2 separate regions of the Mus musculus genome follow, and region 1 is linked to region 2. Evidence: chromatin loops called from intact Hi-C (ENCODE). Cell type or tissue: heart. All regions are shown on one strand.

Evidence for each region. Hi-C counts contacts between places; a loop is a spot of excess contacts. Peaks named below come from ENCODE experiments on the same cell type or tissue, not always from the same donor. Only the 100,000 strongest peaks of a DNase experiment are listed, where the experiment ranks them.
Region 1: it touches region 2 in a loop (2.4-fold over the local background); 3 of 42 quality-filtered maps call a loop at or near these places.

What each region holds. Positions count from the first base shown.
Region 1 is chr15:102,951,168-102,959,167 of GRCm38, reverse strand. It overlaps Hoxc11 (homeobox C11), which reads right to left and starts at 4,642. Exons shown (of 2, transcript NM_001024842.1): 1 at 3,961-4,642; 2 at 2,467-2,699. The coding sequence starts at 4,642. The coding sequence ends at 2,467. RefSeq lists an enhancer at 1-277. In heart, no CTCF peak of the experiment used is centred here; no DNase peak of the experiment used is centred here; H3K4me3 peaks cover 657 bases; H3K27me3 peaks cover 7,899 bases.
Region 2 is chr15:102,694,928-102,702,927 of GRCm38, reverse strand. No RefSeq gene overlaps it. Among named protein-coding and RNA genes, the nearest start is that of Calcoco1, 23 kb to the left of the region's middle. In heart, a CTCF peak has its summit at 4,536 (motif pointing left); a DNase peak (open chromatin) is centred at 4,507; H3K27me3 peaks cover 5,112 bases.

The sequences.
Region 1 (8,000 bases), 260 kb before region 2:
TATAGTAGATAAATATCCCATCTCAAGAAATGCCCCCATACACAAATACACAGAAAACCCTCAGTTGAATTCCTGTTTACATTCATTAAATACTGACTGTTCAGACACCAGAGACGAAGGACATAAGTGGGCACATCACGTCACATTTGTTCCATGCAGACAAATGTACACAAACTATATTCCTCCTCATGAGCACACAGAAGGATGACACCTTGAATATTAAAATGTTTGTGAGTATGCAAAAGCTTTTGAGTCACAATACTCCCAAGTTGGCAAATCTCAACGTGCCACACAATTACAAATTAGAGATTCAGGAATCTCTGCCATCAAAACAGAGAGTATTATCTGTACTTGAAACCCAGGGTACTTTTCCCCTTCATTCAACAAGCATGGATGAAAACATTATCTTGGAATTCCATAAGGTCAGAAAGACAGAAGGGAAATGAGAGAATTTGTCCTAAACCCCTTACCCCAAATAACAAATTAGAAAAAAAAAAAGATAGATGAGTGTTCTTATTGAAAGAACTGAAAGGATTAGTTAACTTTCAACTGAAGAAACACATGCAACAAATACAGGCTGGCATGAAGACTGTCCCTTAGGTCACCCCTTCCATGGTGCCCTCTTTGCTAATCCCTAAAAATCGCATCTCTGAAGCTTTTTATTCTGGGACAGCTAACATATAAAAGTTAGGGTGGCCCCAGCCTAGGTGTCTAGTTCTGTCTGGAGGAGCCTGACCATTTGGGCCAAAGGGAAAGGGGATGGGCCCCATTTTCCCACCTCTAGTGGCTGTGAAGAAGACAGGAGAGGGGCTGCTTTGGCCTCTTCTCCCCTTTCTTTAAAATTGTATATTAAAATTCTAATACACCTGAGAGGAGAGGAGAGAAGAGGAGAGGAGAGAGAGAAAGAGAATCCTACCCTCAGTTCTACATAATTGACTGCAACAGAGGGAGACATCTGGCAGGAGGGTAGTGGAGCCAAGAAAATTCCTATAAATTTAAATTTGATGATGGTTACAATTAACTCCCCAACAAACGTGTACTTAAACAGGAAGCGTTTGCTGGGCATTTGGATGCAGCTTGAGCTGCACGTGAGAAAAGGGAGTTTAGGATTAACCATAGAATGTCCTCTGCTTCAGAGCTGGAGCAACCCTTGGTTGCCTCTTGCCCCTGCCTTTGGAGCTGAGCACTAATGTCTCCCGTACTAGCCTGCCTCACCTCGGGAAGGCCAGTTTTCAGCAGCAGGTTCTCCCAATCCAATTGTCTCCCTTCTTTTTCCTCCTCCTCCTCTTTCTCCTCCATCACCACCACCACTATCACCACCACCACCACCACCACCACCATCACCATCACCACCACCATCACCACCACTATCACTACCACCACCACCTCTGCTGTCTTGGGAGCACAGGGGGTTTTAAGAGGAGAGGGGTTAATAAAAAGGTCAAATAAAATCATAATATTGAACAGAATGAAATATCTTTATTTACCACCAAAAAATTCACAGCAATCCCTCTGAGACAGGAGTAGGGTGGGGATTGCACACATACACACGCACTCACGCACATGGATAGAGATGGGTGATTAGAACCTCACTCCGGCTCAGCCTCCCCCTTCCTCTCCAGGTAGAGAGGCTTATGAAAAATATTTACATAAATGCAGACCCCAGCTAGAGGGAGGTGCCCAACCCCATCTTCCTATGCCCCTTCCACCTCAATCCTGTTTCTTTTAAAAGAGGTACGAACTTCATAGACTAGCAATAAACCCGCAGGGGTGGGGGTGGGGCACTGCCTGGGAAAAGGTTAGGACAATTCGATGCACCAGGTAGGAGTTTTCAAAAGAGGGGTCTACACATTTAGGGCGAGAACAATTAGGCTCAGGCGGGGCCAGGCGCAGACGGAGGTAGGATTTGGACTTTGCACACCTAACACCAGGTCAAACGTACAGGGATTTCACAGCAAGGCAGGATCACATTTAGCTGCCCCCTAACCCTGGGGCAAGGTGGGGTGGGGGCGGGGAGCCTGGGAGGTCTTGCAGACAAGGTGGCTCAGTGGATCTTTTCACTTGGGCTAGGGAAGACTTGAGTTCAAGGATTGTTCGGCTCTGGCGCCCACTGTGACCGCCCCTCCTCTCACCCAATCCGAGCAGCAAGACATTGTTGTAAGGTGTATTTTCTTTTAAATAAACAGTCTTGGGGCCCTGGCGCCACGGGGTCCACTAACCACGGGTCAGACACTTCCCTCACCTCCTTTTCCAGGCTGGGTCTCTGTTCCCTACAGTGAATTAGACCCAAGGCCAAGGAGGTTCTAGAAGGAAGTGCCAGTAACGGCATTGGGGGGCCAGCCCTGGCCACAGTCCAGTTTTCCACCCGCGGAAAAAAAAAAGACGAGTTAGAAAATAAAAAATAAAATAAAATAAAATAAATTTCCCTCTTTCCCTCCCTCCCACCCCAAAGGGTCAGGTCTGCAGTTACAGCAGTGGATTTCCTGAAAAATACTGCAGCCGGTCTCTGCTCAGTTTTTTTTCTTTCATTCTCCTGTTCTGAAACCAAATTTTCACTTGTCGGTCTGTCAGGTTCAGCATCCGGGACAGCTGCAGCCGCTTCTCTTTGTTGATGTACACGTTGAAGAAAAACTCTCGCTCCAGTTCCCGGATCTGGAATTTCGAATAAGGGCAGCGCTTCTTGCGGGTGCGGGGGGCGTCTGGAGGGAGGGGAAGGGCAAGTGCGAGGAGAGGGGAAAGAGACACGTGAGACCCCGGGAGACCCCAGCCAACCCAGTCGCTGAAAGCTCAGCTACACAGCTCCCAGTCCCGCTGCCGGGCAGCCCTCCCTCTAGGCCGGCGGCTCCTCTTCCGTATCCGCTGCGCTGGGGCAAGCCTTGATCCCACCGCCAGGTTCACTGAGAACCTAGTTCCCCCTGCCCCTCAGGCCAGAGCCCTAGCTGACAAGGTCTGAGGGTGGAGGAAAGCCTGCCTGAGCCACGTGCTTTCCCTGGGGTGCTCTGTCTGCTCCTGGTCGCTGCCCTTGCCCTTTCCAAGCCGCCCTCCTAATGCTTCTGCAAATCCAGGATCCCTTCCTCCAGAAATCGGAGGGAACCGCGGAGAATCGGCGCGAAGGAGTGAGATCAGGAGAGAGCAGTGAGGAATCGGGAGCAAACTAGCCCGTAGAGGTAGCAGGACACCTACGAGCCTCCTGTGGTGCCCTGGCGCCCTGGGACACCCAGCCGCTTGCCTGCCCCAGGCTTGCGTACAGTCAGGCTGGGCCTACCCAGAGAGAGGCCTCGGACCCTGGAGAGCCACCGCTACCTTCCCCTGCAGAGCAAGGGAATCTCTGATTCTTTCCCCACTCTCCTGCCACCGCCAAACCCCGGCTTGCCCCGGTTTCTTCTCAAAGACCCGCGAACACGTAATTTGAACATTTTTAAAAGTCGTTTTAAAAAGAAGAGGAGCGGCCTTGGAGAGCTTCCCTGGACTCCAGTTCTGCCGCGTCGCTTCTGTTCCTTACCTCTCCCCTTCTCTGGATTTCTCCCAGTCTGTCCCTCGCCCTCCCCTTTCCCCCTCCACCCCTCCCCTCCCTCCCAACCCCCCAGCAGTCCGACTCCCCATCCTTTCTTAAACGCTCCTCTAAGTTCACGATCAAAGTTAATATCGCCCGCAATGGTGGCACTTTTAAAAATTTCACAGACCGAGGGAGATAACGGAGGAGGGGGGCTCACCCGGCTTTTCCAAAGAGCCCCTTTCCCTCCCTCCCCACCCCTTCTCCATCGTAAAAAGTCGAGTCGTTGGGAGAGAGGGCTTTGTAGGTTATAATAAAATCCTTTGAATGCTTATAAAACTCCACATAAAATCAGACTGACCCAAAACACGAGGCTGTCCGCGCTCCCCTGCCCCCCCCCACTACTCCAGCCCTCCCTCTCCGCTCCCTCCCTCGCTGCCCTCGGGTTCCCGGCCGCTGCTACCTACTGGGGGCGGCTCCCTTGGCCGGCTCCTTGGTCGCCGAGTGGGAAGAACCGGACGAGCTGGGATTCGTGTTCTCCTCCTCGGCCTCGGCCTCAGCACCGGCCTCTGCCCGGGACGCAAGTCCCGAGGCGGGGGGCGCCTCAGGCTCCCCCTTGGCCTCGCCCTTGCCGGAGCAGGGGGGCTCGGCGGGCGCATCTCCCCCACCGCAGTAGGCGTTGTCGAAGAAGCGGTCGAAAGCTTGGGGCAAGACGCTGTTCTTGTTGACTGAGGAGTAGAAGCCGGCGGGGGCCGCGTGCGGGGCGCTGGGGTGGTGGTGGCCGCCGTAGGAGCCTTCATTTTTCATGAGGATCTCAGTGACTGTGGAAGGAGGCAGGCACTCCCGGTGCATAAGCTCGTCGGCCGCCGCATAACAAGACGAGTAGCTGTTCCGATGGTGCCACTTCCCGGACGGTTCCAGGCCGTAGGAGACCTCCCGGACCGGGGGCACTTGGGCTGAGTAGGGATAAGAAATCTGACGAGAGGGAGCCTGGGGTAGGAAGGAAGAGACGGTGGAGAACTCAGGCACGTAGTAAGTGCAACTGGGCAGATAGAGGTTGGAGGTGCAGCTCCCTCGTTCGCCGAAGTCAGCGCCCCTCTCCTTGCGCGAAGGCGAGCAGAAGTTGCCCAGGTTGACCGAGTTAAACATCGTTCTCTTCTCCTGCCTCCTCCGGCTGGAGGTTTTGGACCCGATCTAGCGAGGGGGGAAATTTTGGGAAGGCGAGATGACGCGTTATCCGTCTTAGTCTCTCTCCCCGAGCACGTGATCCAAAGTAGATATTGTCATATATCAGTTCGGAGCACTTCGCAGACGTAGGAGGGGTTCTCTCTTAGGTAAGATCGGGGACGTTCAGGCGATTGGTTTGCAAACACCGCAGAAACATTATGAAAATCAATTGCAGATTTGTATTCGTTTTTCTCTCGTCACTCCCCTCCTCTCCATTCCACAGAGCGAGAAAAGGAGGAGAGAGAGAGAGGGTTGGGGTGGGGTGGGCGGTGGGATGGGCGGGGGCGGTGGCTGGGAGGGGGTAATTGTATTTTTTTTTAACTGCTGTTCTTTTCCCCCCTAGGATTGGGGGAAGGAGAAGGGTTTTCCGTTTCGGGGTCTTGGTCCCCTCCTTATGACAAGCTGGGGGGCGGGGGGTAAAAGAAAGGGTCTTTTCCTGCCTGATTTCCCCGGAAATATTGGATGCTTCCCAACAAGTTTCAGGGACTCTTAACCCTCTACCTGAAGAATCAGAGCTTGTTCATAAGAAGTCCTTTATATTACTTTCCTGACCAGAATAAGGTGCGCTCCCTTATAGGACAGGCTCCCAGGAAGAGTATCTGAAGTTTCCCAAAGGTGAGGCAGCCCAGCTATGAGCCAGTGTCCCAACTTTGTCTAGCTTGCTGTGCTGCCGCTGGCTAGGGACTCCTATTAGTCATAAACCAGTGGTGAGCAGTGCGCCAGCCGCCCAGCCGGTGCCTGGCGAAGTCTGGGAAAAACCTTCTCTAATGTTGTGTTAAATATTTAGTATGAGAGAGTGGCCCTGGGTGAATATTTCATGCCTGCCTTTATTGTCAATCAATGTGCAGAAAGCTACATTCACTGTGGATTTTAAAATCCCAAACCCCAAAGAAAAAGATTTAGAGTGAGAGTCATCTATCTTCTCTATCTGGGGCCCTTCGGGTTGGGAGCTCAGCTTCAGCTAATAGGCTGAAAAGAAGGCTGGCAATAAGGTCCAGGCAGGATGTATGCTAAGGGAACTACATTTGGAGAGGTTTTTTTTTTTTTAATGATTTGGGGAGCTTAGGTGGGTAGAGGTGTCTATCTCTAATACCAATCAAAAAGTAGGCAGGGTAGGGCCTGAAGTCCCCAGCCTCTTTCACTCCTATTTCTTCTCTACATCTCAGTCCAACCCTGCCCTTCTCCAAGTCTATAAACCCTCCTTGCTGGACCGCTGTGTCCATAGGGGAATACTCAATGACTCCTTAAACCTCCAGTCCCTTTGGCTATTACAACATACATCTGGGCATCTGAATATAACTTTATGGAAATGTTCTGGGCTGGATCCATGGTGCCCAAACAACTGGCACAAACAGAAAGCAGCAGTAACCTTGGTCCTAAGAAGGAGCTGTCAGGACATAACATTTTAGAAAAGAGCAACTCAACCCTGTACTCTTAGACAAAACCAAAGGTAGTCTAAACCATTCCCCCACCCTCAGGGCCGCCTTCAGATTGGTTTTCCCGCTTTAAAGTGTATTTAATTTGATTTTCTTTGTTGAAGGATGAATCACTGAAAGCCCCAGTCAGACAGGAAAGACAGAAATGGCTAGCTTATTTCCAAATATATCTTCCCAAATCCATTTTTCCTCAACTTTTCTACCTGCCCACATTTACTCAGACTTTACAACAATACTTCGGTGAAATCTGCCTCCACCATAGTCACCTTCTCTGTGTGGGTGGGTGAGTGGGGATGTCTCCAATATTGTAGAAGAGACTTCCAGTGCTTCCCTATGTTTGCACTTAATGATAGGCATTGCTTCTTGTGCTTTTTAGTCCTGGCCAGATCATAACTGAAGGTAAATAACTAGATTGGGGGCATTTCTGTAGAGAAGGGACCAGAAACAGAAGATTCTGTTGCAGTTCCCCTTTCCTTTAGTCTTTTTTATAGGAGGAGCTGGGGGCAACGTTTTTAATTATAATGGTGGTGAACAACGGACTGGGGCTTTTATGGGGTTTGCGTTGACCTCATCAAACTTGCGTTTACTGGAGGCAAAATGCTCCCCAAACAGTCATAGAAGCCAGCAAGAAGAAGGCCAGAGGTACCCCATCTCTTGCAGAGATGAGGGTGGTCTTGGCTCCTGCTTTCCCCCGTTTTCCCACTAGGTTTTTCTTACTTTTTCTTCTTGCTCTTCAGGGCAGGGTGGGGATCAATCCCCTAAGTCCTGTTTTGCACAGCCTTGGAGAGAGGTGGGGGTGGGGGGGTATCTGCTTCCTGTGAGAAGACAGCTGTGGGCCTAAGCACTTGAATTTGACCACCAAAGTTTATTCATGGGCCACCATAAAAGTGAGGCAGGCAGCTACAAAGAGCAGTCTGATTTTCTTGAAGCCAAAAGAAGGAAGCAAAGGAGAGTGTCAAGGACATGATGTCTAGGAAGCTTTAGGATCCAGCAAAAGACTTGTAGGAAGGAATACTCTTCTCCACAAAAGCAAGCCATGAAGTTTAATATTTTTTTTCTGGCATTGGTTTTTCAAATAATTTAAAACAACCTTTAAAAAACCCTCAGCAACTGGGTCAAGGAGAAAAGGCCCTGGTTTTTGAGGTCACTTAGTTGTTGAATAGCAAAAAAATACTTAGGGATAGGATATTGGCTTGCCTGCCTGGCTTTGGGTCCAGACCACCTGGAAGCCTTCACTGGGTTTGTAACTCTCTCTCTCTCTCTCTCTCTCTCTCTCTCTCTCTCTCTCTCTCTCTCTCTCTCTCTCTCTGGCTTCTGCCCACAGCATCCTTTACATTTGGATGGAGGGACACATCTGTGGCCCCCCAATCCCATCACTCGCAGGCATTACTGATGGCAACTGATTTGTTGTTTGTTCCTCACCAGCTTTGTTCCAGATTCCCAGCTTTCACCTAAATGCTTCGTGTGATAGCCATTATACCGACTTGCAGATTTTTGGTGGCCTTACTCCCTGCTAGCTTGGCCGCTAGCAGACCTCTGCAATCTGGGTTGTTGCCGCCTCGGTGGTCTCGATAGAACTAGGACAGACTCCAGCGGCCTTTCCTCCCACACAAGGACAACAGGGTCTGTTTCAAAAGGGGGCACTGTCTGCCGAATTCTGTCATGGGCCGTTCTTACAGCAACCTCCTGAAAACAGCTCTGGGCAGCCTTGTGGCCTCTTTTCTTCCTCACCTTTCCTTGAATTCTAGAGATCAGTTCTTGATAAGGAAAGAGACCACCCTACAGACCACAAGCTAGGAAGAAAAACTGGGAGGGAAAAGGAGGTCTTAAAATTCAGCCTCTTG
Region 2 (8,000 bases):
TCTCTGGGTTTGAGGCCTACATAGTGAATTCCAGGACAGACGGGGCTACACAGAGAAACCCTGTCTCAAAACAAAACAAAACAAAACAAAACCAAAGGAGTAGAAATCAAAATGTCTAGAACTCCAACATCAGAGATTCTCCTGCCAACAGGGTGTGGAACACACTAATTTTCTTTCTCTTTGAGATAGGGTCTGGCTATGTTTGGCCAGGCTGGCCTTAGACTCCTGCCTCAAGTCTCTCTAGGAGTTAAGACTTCAGGCACCACCAAGCCTAAAAGCTAAAATGATTTAAAGTCCTGCTCTGTTCACTAGGGAAGCCACCAGCCACAATTACTACATTACTGAATGTTTGAACTGTAGCCACTCCACACTGACAGGATGTGTGTGTAAGTATATAACAGATTTCAAAGACTTAATACTTAAAAACAAAAAGTAGAGTCTCAAAACATTATATATATTCAGATTGAAGCGATACATTTTGGGAGGACACATTCAAACCATAGTCATTCATCTCTAGGGATCATAACTAGGGTGGATAAACAAATATTACTCTGGACTATCTTTGCTTCTTAAATGAGGTCATTAGGAAATGTTACATGATGTGTATGACCACAGTTAAGTTTCTACTACACAGCACTAGCCTAAGATCCACTACAGAACAGGACCCTTACAGCCAGGACATGCCTAGACTTCCCTGTGTCCCCAGACTATCATCATCTTTCTTATCAGGAAGAGAAATACATGAAATTTCCAAGACTCCAGTCTTTCTTTTGTTCTTTGTTTGTTTCTTTTCTCACTTTCTCTTCTTCCTTTCTTTCTTTCTCTCTTTCTTGTGTGTGTGTGTGTGTGTGTGTGTGTGTGTGTGTGTGTGTGTGTGTATGTGTGCAAATGTGCCCACTTTGTGTGTATTGAGGCTCCAGAGCAGGATGCAAGGTGTCTTTATCAAGTGTCTCCCTGTTGCTTCTCACTGACCTATAGGCCATTTTGGTGAGGCTGGCTGGATGATCAGTAAGCTCTCCAGATCTGCCTGTGTTCATTCATGTTGGAGTTACAGGCATGCATAGCCTTTTATGTGGACCTAGGAATTCAAATTCAGGTCCTCATGCTTGCAACCACTCTTACCTCTGCCTCCCTGAGGACTGGGATCCCAGACACATATTACCACACCTGGTTTTGTGTCGTACTATAGATAAAAATCAGGGTTTCTTGTGTGTTCAACAAGTACTTTGCCAACTGAGCTTCATCCTAACCTGGAAGATTCAGTCTTGGCGTGCCCCTGAGCCACATAATCCCAACCCCACAGTCAGGGCAGACTTCCACCTATGTTGTGCTGTCTCCAGGGTTCTCCTGTTCTTGTCACCCAGACTTTTCTTTCCTTTTCTTTTCTTTTCTTTTCTTTTCTTTTTTTCTTTTGTTATTCAGGTGAGAGTAGAAATGTCTTAATTCATAAAAGTGAGTTTCAGCTAACTGTGGTGGCACACACAGATTATCCCAGCTACTCAGAAATCTGTCTGAGGAAGGAAGATTGTGAGTAATTTAGTGAGGTCTATATCAAAATAAAGGAAATACAAAGGACCCCTGTTGGAGGGCTGCCCAACTGCATGGATGTCTTACCCGTTCCAAGTATCATAAGACACTCAAACACACACATATGAACACACAACGCACACATACATGTACATACTCACACACATGAGCACACAGCACACACACATGAATGCACATGCATGAACACACATATTCACTCACATACGCACTACATAAATGCACTCATGTGCACATACATGCATGAACACACACATATACAACACACATGAACACATGTATATGTATACATATACACATGCAATGGTGTTTTCCTGGCTTACAGATCAGAACTGGCCTTACAAACCTGGATTTAGGAAACATGTCCTCCCTGTTTCCTATATTTCCATCCCTTTTTCTCTTTTCTTTTCTTCCTACCTGTAACTGTGAAAAATTTCCCAAATTGGTAGAAATGAGTTCTAGTAATGACCTAGTTCCTGGAGCCCTAGACATGCCCAGACTCCCCAGATTCTGATTCACCCTCAAACACCCAATGTCTCCCCAGCAGAAAGACAAATGCCTGGAATGCACAAATCTTCATTCTTTTTCTTGTTACAGTTTTGTATTTTGAGGAAGTATCTCACTAAGTACATGCATACACTCACACACTCACACACACACGAGAATGCACATGCGTGAACACACACTCACACTGTCACACACATGAACTCACACACATATATGAACACACATGCACACATACACCACACACACACACACACACACACACACACACACACGAATGCACATGCATGAACACACACACGCACACATACACACAGGAACACAGATATGTGCACACACCCATGAACACACACATGCAGGCTGTCCTGGAGCTCAGTCTATAGCTCTAGATGACCTTGAGATCCCCCTGCCTTGGCCTTTCAAGCACTAACTAGGCTTACAGGTACGTGTCATCACACTCCTCTCAGACTGCATTCTTAGGCACTCCTGTAACCCAGATATGACATATTTCCCAATCCCTTGACCTCGGTAAAACATTCCTGGCTCTGATCCCTTGACAGAAAATGCAGATCAAGCCTCCCTGGAAGTCACTGAGAAGATACCACAAGGACAACGCTCCTTGTTGGAATTCGGTTCACAGTCTGTGCTTTGTAATTCTCAGCTTCCCACTTTGTCCCTTCACCCTGCAGATTGAGAGGATTAAGGAAAGCTGAAGAGTAAACTCCATTCTGTTTAAAAAGACTCACAGAACCTCAAAACCATAGATAGGCTCCTTGCAACAAATCCCCAGCTTGCCATTCAGTGCAGAAATTCCTTGGACTAATCCCTCCTTGGTAGTCATCCACCCTCTGTTTAAACCTCTCCAGGGCCATTCACTGGCTCACTTGATGAACAAAAACAAGACTTGATAGACACTAAAAAGAAGGGCAGACACGGGTCCTACCATTAAGGAAGCCTATATTTTAACAAAATCACAGAAGTAACTATAAGGTATACATGGTGTGTGTCGGCTGAGGCCAAGACAGGCCGAGTAACGACATCGCAAGTTATTCATGCCCAACCAAGGGAGACTGTAATACCCAAATCCCTCCAAATCTCACAGCCCTTCCCTATTCATTTCAAGGAACATGGAACAAGATGCTTCTACACTAAATCCAATTGCTCTCAAGGAGGACATTTCTACAGCAGCTTTAAAACTCCAGGAAGACGTGCATGGAGGAGGCTACCATGAAGATGACTGAACTGCAGCACTCTCGTGGGGGAAAGTGGAACCCACAGCAAGATCGTCTACTCTGGTCTGTATCATGGAATGATCTTTGGAGACCTTAAATACACACAAGGGCCAGCCTACTGGCAATTCCCCAGCCTGCCTTGGAAGCTCAGCATATCTCTATCCTAGATTGGTATCTTTCTTGCTATTTTTCTCTCTATCCCATCTGTGTGGCCTAAATCAGTGGCTCTGCTTCAACGGGTCCCTCCGAGCATTTTAGTTTTCAATATTCTTGGGGACTTTTTTCTGTCTCTCTGTCTCTGTCTGTCTCCCTGTCTGTCTCTGTCTCTGTCTGTCTCTGTCTCGCTGTCTCTCTCTCTCTCTGTGTCTCTCTCTCTGTGTCTCTCTCTCTCTCTGTGTGTCTCTCTCTGTCATTGTTCTCCGTTTTCTTGGTTGATTTCCATTTTTCTATCTCTGGCCTTGCTTTCTCCCCAGCTGCCGCAAAGCCATAAACCTAGCCTGTTCTGCAGCAGGCAGCCGCCAATCACTGAGCTCCAAGAGTTGAAGGGAGGGAATCAGCAAAGAGTTGGGGTGGGAGAGCAAGGGCACTGTTGCTACAACAAGGGAGGGGAGATGAGTAGAAAAGAGCAGAGAAGTACCCCTCCCAGCAAACAGCCAAAACTGCCTACAACAGCCCTTCTTGGACAGAACCCCTTCCCTGCAGAAAACAGACACCTGGCCCCTCTATGCTCTGTAAGGCAGGTCCACTTCTTGTACCCCCAATGGGTGGCTTCCCGCCTAGAACCACTGATCACAGATAGCACCAGAAATGAGTAGACTAAAGACCTGGGAGGTTTGAGGAGGATTGAGATTGATGCTTACGTGGATATCGGGAGAGACAAAGATGGTCAGGGCCATGTCTAGTGGGTGATGCCAGGGCAGGTTTGGGGAAGTATTGAGAGGAGGAAAGTGACCTTATTATCACCCAAGGCTGAGCCAGGAGGTTGGGGGCTGCAGGTTTCTTCTTTGCTATCTGGCCACCAATAGCCCAGTTCCTGGTCCCTTATCTAATTTGGGGTTCAGGAAGGCAGAGTGCTGATTTGAGAGGTAACTGCTCGGCTGTACCTTAGAAATCTCAGACTGTAACAGGCTAGGAGGGGAAGGGGAGGGGTCAGCCAAAGATTTTAGGTGAAGAGCAACGAAGGAGGAACATTCCTCCTTCCTTTTGGTACTGGAGACGACTTGGAAAGCAGTAATTCCTGGTGTGCCGGCGACCCCTGCTGGCGCTTCGCGTCAGCACCAGCGAGCCCGGGAGGCAGGTAGGTACTCAGGGTTTTCCTGAGACCTGCTGGGCATCATTTAGCCAGGACACCTTTCTGTGACTACATCAGTGTACAATATAACAGTGTGTACAGCTCTGCATTTGACAGGGTACGGGCACCCCAAGTGAAGGCAGTAATGTGACTGAATAGAAGACTGAGCCTAAAGGAACTTCAAGCTCTCAAACTCCCAACTACTCTTTGGAGAACTCAGAGTGTAGAGCCCAGCCTGTCTCACCACCAGCTCCATGCCAATAACACAGAACCACTCAGCATGGCTCTGCAGGGGTGAGAGACCTGTTAACCGGTCCATAAGAAGAAGAGTAAAGGATGACTAGTTTGAAATCAGACTGGGTTATAATCCCAATTGTCTATTTCCCTCCCCAAAAACCTGCAAGTGATTCGTGGTGTTTGAACCCAGTTTCCCCATATAAGGGGCATGCTGAGCACAGCTCCTAATAATGTTAAGTATTTAATAAATTCTAAATTCTCCGTCTGTCTCTCTATCTCTATGACTCTGTTCTCTTTCTCTCTCTCTCTCTCTCTCTCTCTCTCTCTCCCTCCCACTGTCAAGGTCAGGCAGGGATTTCAAAAGGCAAATAAATGGGAATGCTGTTGACCATGGTGATGATGGTAGTTTGTATTTACACCACTCGTGCAAATCATTTTCAACATATTTTAATACATGGCTTTTTTTCCTTTTTATTAGCCACGCACATCATGATCATGTTTTATTGGGATAGAAGTACCCCGATGTTATGGCAGGTATCTGGAAAGATGGCCTTATGAAGCGATAACAAGGCATGACAAATCTTCCTTTATTGTGATACATTTCCATTACTCAGGTTAATCAGAAATTACCCATTAGAACAAGGGCTTAAGATAAGTACATGACAGTCATCTGCGGAGATCAAAATCTCTGATTTTCCAATGGGTACCTAATTGTTATGGCCATTGTGGGGGGGGGCAATTAATGCTTAGATTGAACCGGTCTTAAAACATTAGAATAACTCAAGGAGAGATGACAGGCAGTTAGGATTAGTATATTCTGAAATTAAAGAGAAGACAGATTTCACTTCTACCGAATGATATCCTCACCCCTACAGCTGTCCAGTGACAGGGGCAGACTGTGCATGAAGTACAGAGCTGCACTTCAGCAGGAATATTGAAGCAGGCTGTCTGACTCCTGGGCAAGCTTACCGTGAAAGAGATTCAGGCTGCAGAGGGAGATTGGGTAAGAGGCCCTCTGAGGTCCCTCTACAAGCATACTTGAGTGGATGATGAATACTTAGCACAGCACAAGTGTTGCTCCAAACAGCATTACTGCCATACCCGACATCCTTGCTTGTCACCACAGAATGGGAATGGGGGACAGCAATCATAACTATGGGAGTCTCTGCTTCTCTGAGATTTTCTTCCTCCCAAGGAAAAGCAAGAGTCTGGGGGACATTCCGTCTCTAAGCATCCCTATGTTTGCCTTGATTTCTTTTGCAATCCTCATCTTTTTCTTCATAAGCTCCCTCTTCAAACGCCTTAAAGAAATCTTACTTAAGCAAAGAGCCTTATTTGTCATTTAGTTTCCTCTAAGGGAAGAGTGAACAGCAAGCAATAGAGGAAGCACTCAAACATTTGTTTAGCTCCTATTAGGTGTAGCGCCTATAAACTTTGCTCTTGATTAAGAGAGGTGTGCGTATGCTCTCATGCAGAGGGGTGTGTGTGTGTGTTGTACATGTGGATGCAAATGTAGGTGGGTCTGCAGGAATTCTTTGCTGCTCAAGCCTTGCTCTGTATTTATCTCTCCTTTGGGAATTGCAATACCTTCTGTGCACACACAGGCTATAGCCAGGAGATATTCTTCTGGTTTCTAGATGTTTGTACACTACCCCAGGTTCCTCTGTTCCCATCTTGAGCTTTGCCGTGTTGACGTGTCAAGATTTAGCTGCTTTCTTGTCTCTGTGTATGCATCATTGGCATTCTCTTCTCTGTCATGGTGCATGTAGATCCAGGTATCCAACCCATGTGAAGTCATCTATGTCCTGAAGCCCCTTCTCCCAAGAAAGACTCTGTGAGGAGTCCTTGGCACCCTCCTTTCCAGGCTGCCCCCACTTCCCACTTTCCATGCCAGGAGAGATCTAATTACACAGAAATTAGTACAGAGAAGGATCGTTTGCTTTTATGGCATCAGCGCCAGGGCAGCTGTAAATCTGGAGCCGCTACTGCAGCAGCTTCTGAGCACTGTGAGGACGCTGAAGGGGCTCTCACCTCTTCACCCCCTCTCCCCCTGGGCCGCTATCCCTGTCCAGGACCTGACAACCCGTATAGGTACCCATCTCACCAAAGGATAAGGTGTGAAAGGGAGGCTGTGGTAAATCAAGACACATAGTAGGTGTTCAATAAATGTTACCTAGCTGATTAGAGGATGGATTACCAGCATTGTTAACCACTACCCAACTACCCAGATGCAGTGACCAAAAGAGGGATACTCTTACCAAAATTCCTCAGAATTTTCACATTCTTACCAGCCTTCCATACTTTTGTATGTGCCCAGATAAACCTGATGGGTAGGGCAATGTGTCACTGGACTTCTATTTCAGAGACCCTTCTTAGGCAGCATCAGGTCGTGAAGACAGACCAAGTTCAGGTCTTGATTCTTCTCTTACCTCTTCTTTCCCATCACCCTTCAGTGTAGCTTTTACCACAACCCCCCCCCATCAATGGCCATCACATATTTGGGGGACATTGCAGCATGTAGACAGACTGTACCCACGCAATCAGAAATGAACACTTCTTTATGGTAGTCTCATCCGATGAGTAGAGAGGGCATAAAAGGCTCTAGCGACCCCTGGGCACCTGGAGGCGACTGTCTGCCCATTGCCAGCACACTTTAAGCACACTAACATGGTAGTGGTTATTTGTGCTTCCTTTTTACTGTACTGGGATTGAACAAAGTCATTCATGCAATGCAGGCAAGTGCTCTACCTCTGAGCTACCTCCCAGTCCCGACTACAGCTATTTTGATTTCCATATGTTGAAGGGATGAATTGCTTCCTTGCGGTGCTGGAGGGTCTTGCTGTGAAGGGTTGCAAAGAATTGAAGATTTCTGTGAAGAGGGTTGGGGGTAAGTGGGAGCTGGGGGGGGGGGGCGGGGATGGATAGAGACACGGCCTTTTCCAAAGTAGCAAAATCAAAAGCCAAATGCCCAAACTTCCTATTTCTTCCCAACAGTTCCCAACCCACAGGCTCAGGACTCCTTCCTCTTGTTCTTCCCTACCCGGACATCTCCAAGTCAAGGCACTTTGACAAGAACTCCCATATTCACTCCCATAGAGATGAATCTGGAGAGCTCCAAGGGGTGTGTAGGTCAGGAAAGAGTGAGCCAAAGAAAAGAAGGCCTATCTGCAAGGCCAGCCCCTCCAGGACTT